2 separate regions of the Homo sapiens genome follow, and region 2 is linked to region 1. Evidence: read pairs that join two places in POLR2A ChIA-PET (ENCODE). Cell type or tissue: A673. All regions are shown on one strand.

What was found. ChIA-PET counts read pairs that join two places held together with the same protein. Peaks named below come from ENCODE experiments on the same cell type or tissue, not always from the same donor. Only the 100,000 strongest peaks of a DNase experiment are listed, where the experiment ranks them.
Region 2: POLR2A ChIA-PET joins it to region 1 with 11 read pairs; 2 of 35 experiments call an interaction of 5 or more read pairs at or near these places.

Annotation. Positions count from the first base shown.
Region 1 is chr7:5,668,904-5,673,903 of GRCh38, reverse strand. The region is part of intron 13 of RNF216 (ring finger protein 216); the gene reads left to right. The region is part of intron 1 of RNF216-IT1 (RNF216 intronic transcript 1); the gene reads left to right. Among named protein-coding and RNA genes, the nearest start is that of RNF216-IT1, 9.1 kb to the left of the region's middle. In A673, no CTCF peak of the experiment used is centred here; no DNase peak of the experiment used is centred here; H3K27ac peaks cover 633 bases.
Region 2 is chr7:6,378,839-6,383,838 of GRCh38, reverse strand. The region is part of intron 1 of RAC1 (Rac family small GTPase 1); the gene reads right to left. Among named protein-coding and RNA genes, the nearest start is that of RAC1, 6.8 kb to the right of the region's middle. In A673, no CTCF peak of the experiment used is centred here; no DNase peak of the experiment used is centred here; H3K27ac peaks cover 431 bases.

The DNA.
Region 1 (5,000 bases):
GGGCGATAGAGCAAGACTCTGTCTCAAAAAAAAAAAAAAAAAAATGAGAGAAAGAGAGAGATGGAGGTCTCTCTATCTTTCCTAGGCTGGTCTCAAACTCCTGGGTTCAGGTGATCCTCCTGCCTCAGCCTCCCAAAATGCTGGAATTACAGGTGCGCACCACTGCACCCAGCTAATTTTTTAATTTTTTTGTAGAGACAAGGTCATGCTGTGTTGCTCAGGCTTAATATTTTTATTTGCTGTGATGATATGGGGTGTTTTATTCTCCAGATCTAGCCAAATGGAGAAATTCCTTGCAGACCCTCATTCTGGGCTGTGGTCTTGGCCTCCTGCACTTGATCCTGCAACTTGCTCTCTTCCCTGCATACTGCCCCACGTGACAGGTCAGCTTTGCTGTTCTTCACATCACCCCCAGTTGGAACCTGCAGTGGCTTCTAGAGCCTTTGTCACTCTTGTTAGTCTGGCCCCTTCTTCTCTTCTCGCAAACCAGGCCAGTCCCCCACCTGCCTGCCTGTTCTTGTAGATGCTTTCTCCCACAGAGCTATCTCCAGCCCACTCCATTCTGTCGAGCCTGTTCTTGAACAGCAGCTCCACTGACAGGGCCACGCTAATTACCGTAAGCAGGCAGGGTAGATAGGTGGGCGGGGAGAGGCCATGCTGTACACCTTGTGGCTTCATAGAAGAATCTCAATAACCACTGACTTCCCCCGCTTGGGGTGGTGCTGGTGACCAGTGCGGTACTGCCCGCAGGTGGGGCATTTGGTGTTGTAGAGGACACATTGGTCTCCGGAGGTCCAGAGAGTGGTGGGAATGCCCACACCGTGCACATAGGCCCCCACCACCCTGAGTCGATGGAGAGATGGATACACCCTGCCCCTGCCCCGTGTCTCTTGTTAAGACACAATACATCTATAAACCGCAGATCCTGAGCTGTAGCCAGGACATCTCAGTACTTTTTTTGTACATTTTCCAATTTCAAGACATCCCCCTTGGTCAAACGATAGAATCCAGTAGGGCTCCTCAGCATTATCCTGGGAGTGTGCTGCCTGTGTCCCTGTGTCCTAGAAAGCCCCAGCTCCTCGCCTCCCAGTGCTCTACAGCATCCTATCTTGAGTCCTCCCTCATATCCATCCTCTACCTTGCGCTGCTCACCAGGAAGACCACAGCAGCCTCCTCACTGGCCTTCTCTGTTCCAGACTCATGCTCCATACCAGCACCAGTGTGCTTATGTGATCACATAAGTATTTATGCGATGAGTCTTTATCGTCGGGTACCAGCAAGAGAATGTATGTAAGTGGATAAAAATGTAATTCAACATGTGTTTTATGAATTCTGGAAACCTCTTTTTATTCTCAGAACATCAATTCAAAGTCCATCTCCTGTTGAAATTCATCAGTGGGTTAAACTCCGAATTGTCTTGATGCTACAAGCACTACATCATGTGTGTGTAGTTTCATTCTAAAGTCTGGTTGCTTCACTTCTTGTTATTAAATTTAACAAACATAACTCTCCAACTTGGCGTTTTTGCAGAGTGGGATCCTTTTATATAAACATTAGTAAAGACCAAAGTAACTGATATAACTACAAGATTATCATTCCCCCAAAGTAAACATGTATTTAGGGGCAGCTGCTTCCAGGAAGCCATGTGCTCTTCTGGATGGAAAATAAATCGGTGGCATTCTTGGTTTTCTGGGACTTAGTCCCAGTCTCTACAGCCTGCTTTCCATCTGTCTCCCAGAATCAGGACTTAACGTCTCCAACATGTATGAAGAAGATCAGAGGGCACAGCGTGTGCACAAAGGGGCGGGAACTTCTCTGATCCACTGCCATCTACTCCTTGATAGTCATCAATGGCCACTGTCTTGGTCAGCTCGGCTGCCTTAGCAAAATACCAGACTAGGGGCTTATATATGCTGTCAGTTTTCCTACAGTTTTGGAGCTAGAAATCTGAAATGAAGTTGTCAGCAGATTTCGTTTCTTGTGAGGCCCCTCTCCTTGGCTTGCAGAGGACTGTCTTCGTGCTGTGTCCTCACATGGTCTTTTCTGTGCACTCCTCTGGTGTCTCTCTCTGTCCTTTTTTTTTTTTTTTTTTTTTTTTGAGACGGAGTTTTGGTCTCTTTGCTCAGGCTAGAGTGCAGTGGCACAATCTCGGCTCACTGCAACCTCCGCCTTCCAGTTTGAAGAGATTCTCCTGCCTCAGCCTTCCAAATAGCTGGGATTACAGGTGCCCGCCACCGCGCCCAGCTGATTTTTTTGTATTTTTAGTAGAGACGGTGTTTCACCATGTTGGTCAGGCTGGTCTCGAACTGCTGACCTCTTGATCCGCCCGCCTTGGCCTCCCAAAGTACTGGGATTACAGGCGTGAGCCACCGTGCCCGGCTCTCTCTGTCCTTCTTATAAGGCTATCAGATTGGAATAGCGCTCACCCCATCAGCCTCATTTAATATAATCACCTCTTTAAAGTCCCTGTCTCCAAATACAGTCATTGTCCAAGGTGTCAGAGTTGAGGGCTTCACATATGCATTTGAGGGAGACACAGTTCAGTTCATAACAGCCACAGATAAATGATGTGTCTTTTTAGCACGTGTGATTCAGTTGGGAAAACAATAGAAAGCAGGAACAGTTACCACTGGGCTTAGAGATGAGCCAAAGGCAAGTCTATTCAGGCATGAGCAGCTGGGTCCCCTCTGTGTTCATCAGGATTTCCAGCCTTCACATGGGCACATGGAGCAGTTGCTGAGCCTAACTAGAGCACAGCTTAGGGAGCCTGGCAAAAGGCATATTGCCTCTGGTGAGGTTTTATCCTGTTGTCCATCTGTGTTATTTAGAGCAGTTTCTGTAAAGAAAAAAGTATCGTTTGTTGCTATAACAAATGATATTAGCAACATCAGAGCAGGCTGCCACTCCGGCAGCTCCCCCGGAACCAAGCAGTTCACAGAAAACACTCTAGGCCTCCTAGGGAAGGGAGAGGCATGGTGGTTCGTCTTGGGAAGACCTTGAGTCCTGCCTTCCCAGGGTGGACCCTCACCCCTGAAAAAGGCTACAGACGGCCTCCTTATATGGCCACCACTACAAGTTCCTCCCGGGTAGGCCACATAACTGGAACTGAGAATTTGGGCTATGGATTAAGGCTGAAAACACAACTCAACAAAGATGAGAGGGAAGTCACATTTCAACATACTGTGTTACGAGACCCAGTTACACCACCTTAGCTGTACTTTTGCTTCCAAAGGTCACCTTAGGTTGTCGGACATGAAGAAACTAATGAAGCAGTAGGGGTGGAGATTAAGCATGCTTTGGGGTCAGAATGGTGAGGGGCATACCATTAATTTCTTGCTCATAAACATTTCTGTGAAATGATGGAATCTCCTAAGGTTTGTTTCATACATGATTAACTGTACCAAAAATTTAAATCCAAGAATAAGCAAAAAGAGGAAGTAAAAGACTTTTTTTACCCAACCACCAGTTCAGCACTCTCCTCTAGTTCTGGGTGTCTCCTTTTGGCAGCCCCTCTATGCACATCAGAGGAGCCCACTATCACATGGCTGGGTCCTCTGCAGTCGGGCAGCAGCACTGTGGTCAGGCATGTGTCATCTCAGGGGAGCAGTGCATGTGCAGGAAATGGATCCTGAAAGTCTCACATCCAGGTTGTTTATGAAAGTGATTTCCAGGGCAGGCACGGTAGCTCACGCCTGTAATTCCAGCACTTTGGGAGGCCGAGGCGGGTGCCTCACTTGAGGTCAGGAGTTTGAGACCAGCCTGGCCAACATGGTGAAGCCCCGTCTCTACTAAAAATAAATAAATAAATAAATAGCTGGGCATGGTGGTGCGTGCCTGTAATCCCAGCTAATCGGGAGGCTGAGACAGGAGAATTGCTCGAACTTGGGAGGCAGAGGTTGCAGTGAGCCAAGATCGCGCCACTGCACTCCAGCATGGGTGGCAGAGCGAGACTCCATCTCAAAAAAAAAAAAAGGATTTCCAAACGCACCATCCACAATCTCACTTACTTTCTTTTTTTTTGAGATGGAGTCTTGCCCAGGCTGGAGTGCAGTGGTGCGATCTCAGCTCGATGTTATCTCCACCTCCCAGATTCTAGCAATTCTCCTACCTCGGCCTCCCGAGTAGCTTGGATCACAAGTGCACAACACCATGTCGGACTAATTTTTGTATTTTTAGTAGATGGGGTTTTGCCATGTTGGCCAGGCTGGTCTCAAAACTCCTGACCTCAAGTGATCCGCCCACCTTGGCCTCCCAAAGTGCTGGGATTACAGGCGTGAACCACTGCACCTGGCCAACACAGTCTCAGTTTCAACAGTGATATCTGGCAGATTTGATACAAAGTTTAGGTCTTGATTTAGAAGCATGAACAGACCCCTCACCTCACTCTCTAGCATCTTTTGGTCTCTTACTGCTAAATCTGTCAATATAATCTTTCACTTGAGGCAAGATGGAGTGATGATTTCATAAGCATTGAGTAAACTCTGCCAGTCTTTTCAGCCACACTGAAAAGAATGGATAATGAGTGTGTCAGCCTCCCTGTGATTGCCAGTGGCAAAGATTGGTCTTCTAAAGATCTCATCATTTCTTTTCTAAATAGAGGTATCAGAGGATCAGCAAAACCAAGACCTGGATCAAAAGAGGTCAGAGCTTCTCAACTTTACTATGTGTCGGAATCAGAGATCTTGTCAGATGCAACTCTGCTTAGTAGGTATAGCTGGAGCCCGACCGCCCATATTCCTCTCAGGCTGGCAGGTGCAGACAGTCCTGCCCATCCTGCATAGCACGGGACTGGGTGGGATAGTTTCCACCAAGGGGGGCCATCTGTAGCCACCTGCCTGCGTTGAAATACTCTCTAATGCTCTTTATAATATTAGGTCCACAGAACTAAAAATCACTTATGCTCCTGCTCATATTCCTGGGGGAGATGACTAGATTTCGGCTGGATAAGAGCCCTGTGGGGATGAGTGAAGGTGTGAAAGTAGTCACATCTAGAGGCATCA
Region 2 (5,000 bases), 710 kb before region 1:
AAGAGCAAAACTCCGTCTCAAAAAAAAAAAAAAAAAAAAAAAAAAAAAAAAAAAGATAAAGGTTGTGTAAAAACCTTAACAATAGTTGCCACTCAGTGTCAAGGATAAGCTGCTATGAAGGTTTTGACTGTTATGATAAAATGTCATTATCACTTCTTTTACTATTCTGTCCTAAGTCTCTATGTATATGAGGAACAAAACTACTAATATAAAGGCAACCAGCTGTGTCTAAAATCCTCTAAACTTCCTTTCCTGAATGACATCTTTAGCTGAGAAAGGCTCAACCGGGAAGAAATTCAAGGTACTGGCATAATCTGATACTGACTGAAATTTTATTACCAATCACTATTTGTTACAAATCTATGTCTTATAAGAATATGATTATTAAACTACAGAATTCTTAAAGTGCAACCTTATATTTAAGCTTAGTGCAATCAAAAGATAAAATCGACTCCTCTTTAAGTCTTCTGATTAAAACTTTTACTTAATTTATTCAAATAGGTAAAAGAAAAAGGTTATTCCACTCCTATTAGTGTATATTCATTCCTTGTCCACGCTGCGCTTCCACAAACCAAGTCAACATCTGCACTGGGCAATGTGACAGCCTTTCCATGGCCTTTCCCTCATGAAGAATGGAAGCCGTATTTGGCCACAAGTCTTGACTGATACTGCTGGAGAATTTCTGGTAGTTACTACTTCTTTGGAATTTCTAACTTTATATAATTAACTGCTCAGTTCAACCTCTTTTCAATCATCGAGCAATGTCATCACTCTAGGAAACGAACATGAGTCGGCTGGAAGAAAGTTCATGCCATTTCTACATTGGATTTCCCCCTAGCTCATGATGCTACAATTTTTTTTAACCTATCTGTGCTTCCCCTGCCCTGTCCTGTAGAAATAACCACAATGAAAGCAAATAACTTATGTTGCTATTATGTTCTTCATTTTTCCATTAAGAGAACTTTAAGACGGAGTCTTGGCTCTGTCTTCCAGGCTGGAGCCCAATGGTGCAATCCTGGCTTACCACAACCTCTGCCTGCTGGGTTCGAACAATTCTCCTGCCTCAGCCTCCCAAGTAGCTGGGACTACACGTAAGCACCACCACATCCAGCTAATTTTTTTTTGTTGTTGTATTTTCAGTAGAGACAGGGTTTTGCCATGTTGGCCAGACTGGTCTCGAATTCCTGACCTCAGGAGATCCACCCCATCGGCCTCCCAAAGTGCTGGGGTTACAGGCGTGAGCCACCACGCCCAGCCAAGAGAACTTTTTACTTACTTTTTGAGGAGAGTAGGGTAAACTTTAGTGTTACTTCCTGAAATCTATAAACCAAAACTTAAAAGCACAATCAACAAATCTAGAAACGCTAGGAATTTCCTCACGTTAAAAAAATAAAAGATCCAAGAAGCTCAAAAAATAACAACTTTCTGCACTGCCTTCTTTTAAAGACACGTTGATCTCAGGACAGAAAAGCCAAACTCTTCCAATGACAATTACAATTGCAAACCAAAATACAGAGCATATATTGCTGTCTAAAAGTGAGTAGATCTTGGCCAGGCGCAGTGGCTCTTCCCTGTAATCCCAGCAAGAGGCCAAGGCGGGTGGATCACTTCAGGCCAGGAGTTCGAGACCAGACTGACCAACACAGCGAAACTGCATCTCTATTAAAAATACAAAAAATTAGCTGAGTGTGGTGGCAGGCGCCTGTAATCCCAGCTACTCAGGAGGCTGAGGCAGAAGTATCGCTTGAGGCCACGGGGTAGAGGTTGCAGTGAGCTGAGATCGCATCACTGCACTCCAGCCTGAGCAACAGAGCGAGACTCTCTGACTCAAAAAACAAAAAAAAGTATGTAGATCTTAAGGACAAGGCAGTAGAATTTAGTAACTGTCAAATATATATTCCTACTTATTGAATAAATTAAAGACCTCGCATGAAGGTCCTCGATTTACACTGACAAACAAGGTATGGGGATTCTGTAACGGTAGGCCTTATATATAACTGCGTTAACTATGCAGATAAAATCTGTCCAGAAAAATACACCACTAGAGTAGTGCAGTGCTAAATAAACACAAAACCCAATCTAAAATTATGATGTTCTACTACCAATATCTGACTTCACAATCAATGTAAAGAAAGCTAGCCATAAGCCAGGCACGGTGGCTCATGCCTGTAATCCTAGCACTTTAGGAGGGCAAGGTGGGCGGACTGTCTGACCTTAGGAGTTCAAGACCAGCCTGGGCAGCACAGTGAAACCCCGTCTCTACTAAAATACAAAAGAAATTAGCTGGGTGTGGTGGCACACGCCTGTAATCTCAGCTACTCAGGAGGCTGAGGCAGGAGAATTGCTTGAACCTGGGAGGCAGAGGTTGCAGTGAGCTGATTTCGTGCCACTGCACTCCAGCCTGGCGACAGAGCAAGACTCTGTTTCTACCAAAAAAAAAAAAAAAAAGCCAGCAATTATTACCACTAGAAGCTTCAAAAAATTAAGATAGTGCATAAAGTTTCTCACTTAGGCTGAAGACACTATGTACAACTGAGCTGAAGTCTGAATCCACCCTTCCAGAATCAAGGCTAACCCTGGTGTAGTTGATACAAGCCAGCTGAACACACAAGAGTTCAAAAATAAGAATTTATATGTAACTGCACACAGTCCCTATTCTTTTTCAAAATCAGGCCGGGCATGGTGGCTGACGCCTGTAATCCCATCACTTTGGGAGGCCGAGGCAGGTGGATCACCTGAGGTCAGGAGTTCCAGACCAGCCTGGCCAAGATGGTGAAACCTGTCTCAACTAAGAATACAAAAATTAGCCAGGCATGGTGGTGGGTGCCTGTAAGCCCAGCTACTCAGGAGGCTGAGGCAGGAGAATCGCCTGAACCTGGGATGCGGAGATTGCAGTGAGCAGAGATCATGCCATTGCACTCCAGCCTGGGCAACAGAGCAAGACTCCACCTCAAAAAGAGCAAAACAAAACAAAACAAAAAACAAAATCAACTCCTCTATAAATCCTCTTAAAAGGTTCCCTCTGATAACAGGAAGACATGATAAAGCAAATACAGCAAAATGAACAAGTAGAGCAAAATACTGTCATAGAATCCAGGCCATGGGTATGTGCATGTTGACTGTACAATGCTTTCCACTAGTCTGTTTGAAATTTTTCATATTAAGACATTGCAGGAAAATATTCCTACTGATCACATGCAATCCTGCCTTGGTGGCAAAGACTCTTGACAAAAACATCTCCTTTCAAGGAAGACTACAATTTTAAGAGCTACGTAGTGATGGAGATGTGAAAAAGTAGGCAGTACTAAGGTATCAGATGACTAATGCAAAAAGACAGAAAGTTATAAAGGGTGAATTTAAGGTTTCTAAAAATGGCTTCCTGATGCTCCTCCCACTTAGCCCAACTCCAAACTTTTACTGTAACTATCATTTGAAATTAAAACACACACACACACACACATTATGTATAATTTTTTTGGCTTATCAAGAAAAAAAACCACATTATGTATAAAATCATCAACAAAGATCAGAGCCATATACTACACCTACATTTGGAGGCCAGTGCAGAATTCAAATACCTTTACCACAGGTCAAAAATATGAAACCCCATGCCTTGAGAGGAAAACACACAAAACAGCTGAAAAGCTTAAACAAATTCATGGTTCACGCCACCACCGTTCAACAGAAGTAAAGAATAAATGTAAAGAATGTTCCTGTAAGGATGATGTCACGGAAGGCATTTTTCACATTCAGCTAAGAAACTCCTGGACAGTAATGTATGTCCAAGTCAGACATTGGGCTAGACAGGCCACTAGCCCAATCTGGACTCCACTTTGTATAAAGAGTGAAACAGAGAGGGCTTCAAGTCATTCGTTCCCATTCCTTTAATCAACCAACACCAAAACAACACTATTAAAATAGTTGTGGCCGGGCGCAGTGGCTCGGGCCTGTAATTCCATCACTTTGGGAGGCCAAAGCAGGAGAACTGCTTGAACCCAGGAGGCAGAGGTTGCCATGAGCCCATATCATGCCACTGCACCCCGGCCTGGGTGACAGAGCGAGACTCCATCTCAAAAAATAGTAATAAGCAATAAAAAAATAAAAAATAAAATAATAAAACTGTTGTTTAGGCCAGGGACGATGGCTCACGCCCATAATCCCAGCACTTTGGGAGGCCAAGGCGGGCAGATCGCCTAAGGTCAGGAGTTCGAAACCAACCTGGTCAACATGGTGAAACCCTGTCTCTATTAAAAATACAAAAAATTGCCAGGCGTAGTGGCTCATGCCTGTAATCCCAGTACTTTTTGAGAGGCTAAGGCAGGTGGATAACCTGAGGTCAGGCGTTTGAGACCAACCTGGCTAACAAGGAGAAACCTCGTCTCTATTAAAAATACGAAATTAGTCAGTGTGGTGGAGCGTGACTGTAATCCCACCTACTCGACAAGCTGAGGCAGGAGAATCGCTTGAACCCAGGAGGAGGAGGTTGCAGTGAGCCGAGATCGCACCACTGCACTCCAACCTTTGCAAAAAGGGCGAAAACTCCTTCTCAAAAAAAAAAAAAAAAAAAAAATTACCTCGGCATGGTAGCAGGCACGTGTAGTTCCAGCTACTTGGGAGGCTGACGCAGGAGAATCACTTGAACCCAGGAGGTGGAGGCTGCAGTGAGCCAATATAAAATAAAAACAAATAAATAATAAAAGTTGTTTATAAATACCTGAATGTAAGATGCTGTCTTTTTTTTCCTTTTTGAGACGGAGTCTCACTCTGTTACCCAGGCTGGAGTGCAGTGGCACGATATTGGCTCACTGCAACTTCCACCTCCCTTGATTCAAACAATTCCCCTGCCTCAGCCTCCCGAGTAGCTAGGATTACAGGCGCCCCCCACCATCCTTGGCTAATTTTTTTGTATTTTTAGTAGAGACAGGGTTTCACCATATTGGCCAGACTGGTCTCGAACTCCTGACTTCAGGCAATCCGCCTGCCTTGGCCTCCCAAAGTTC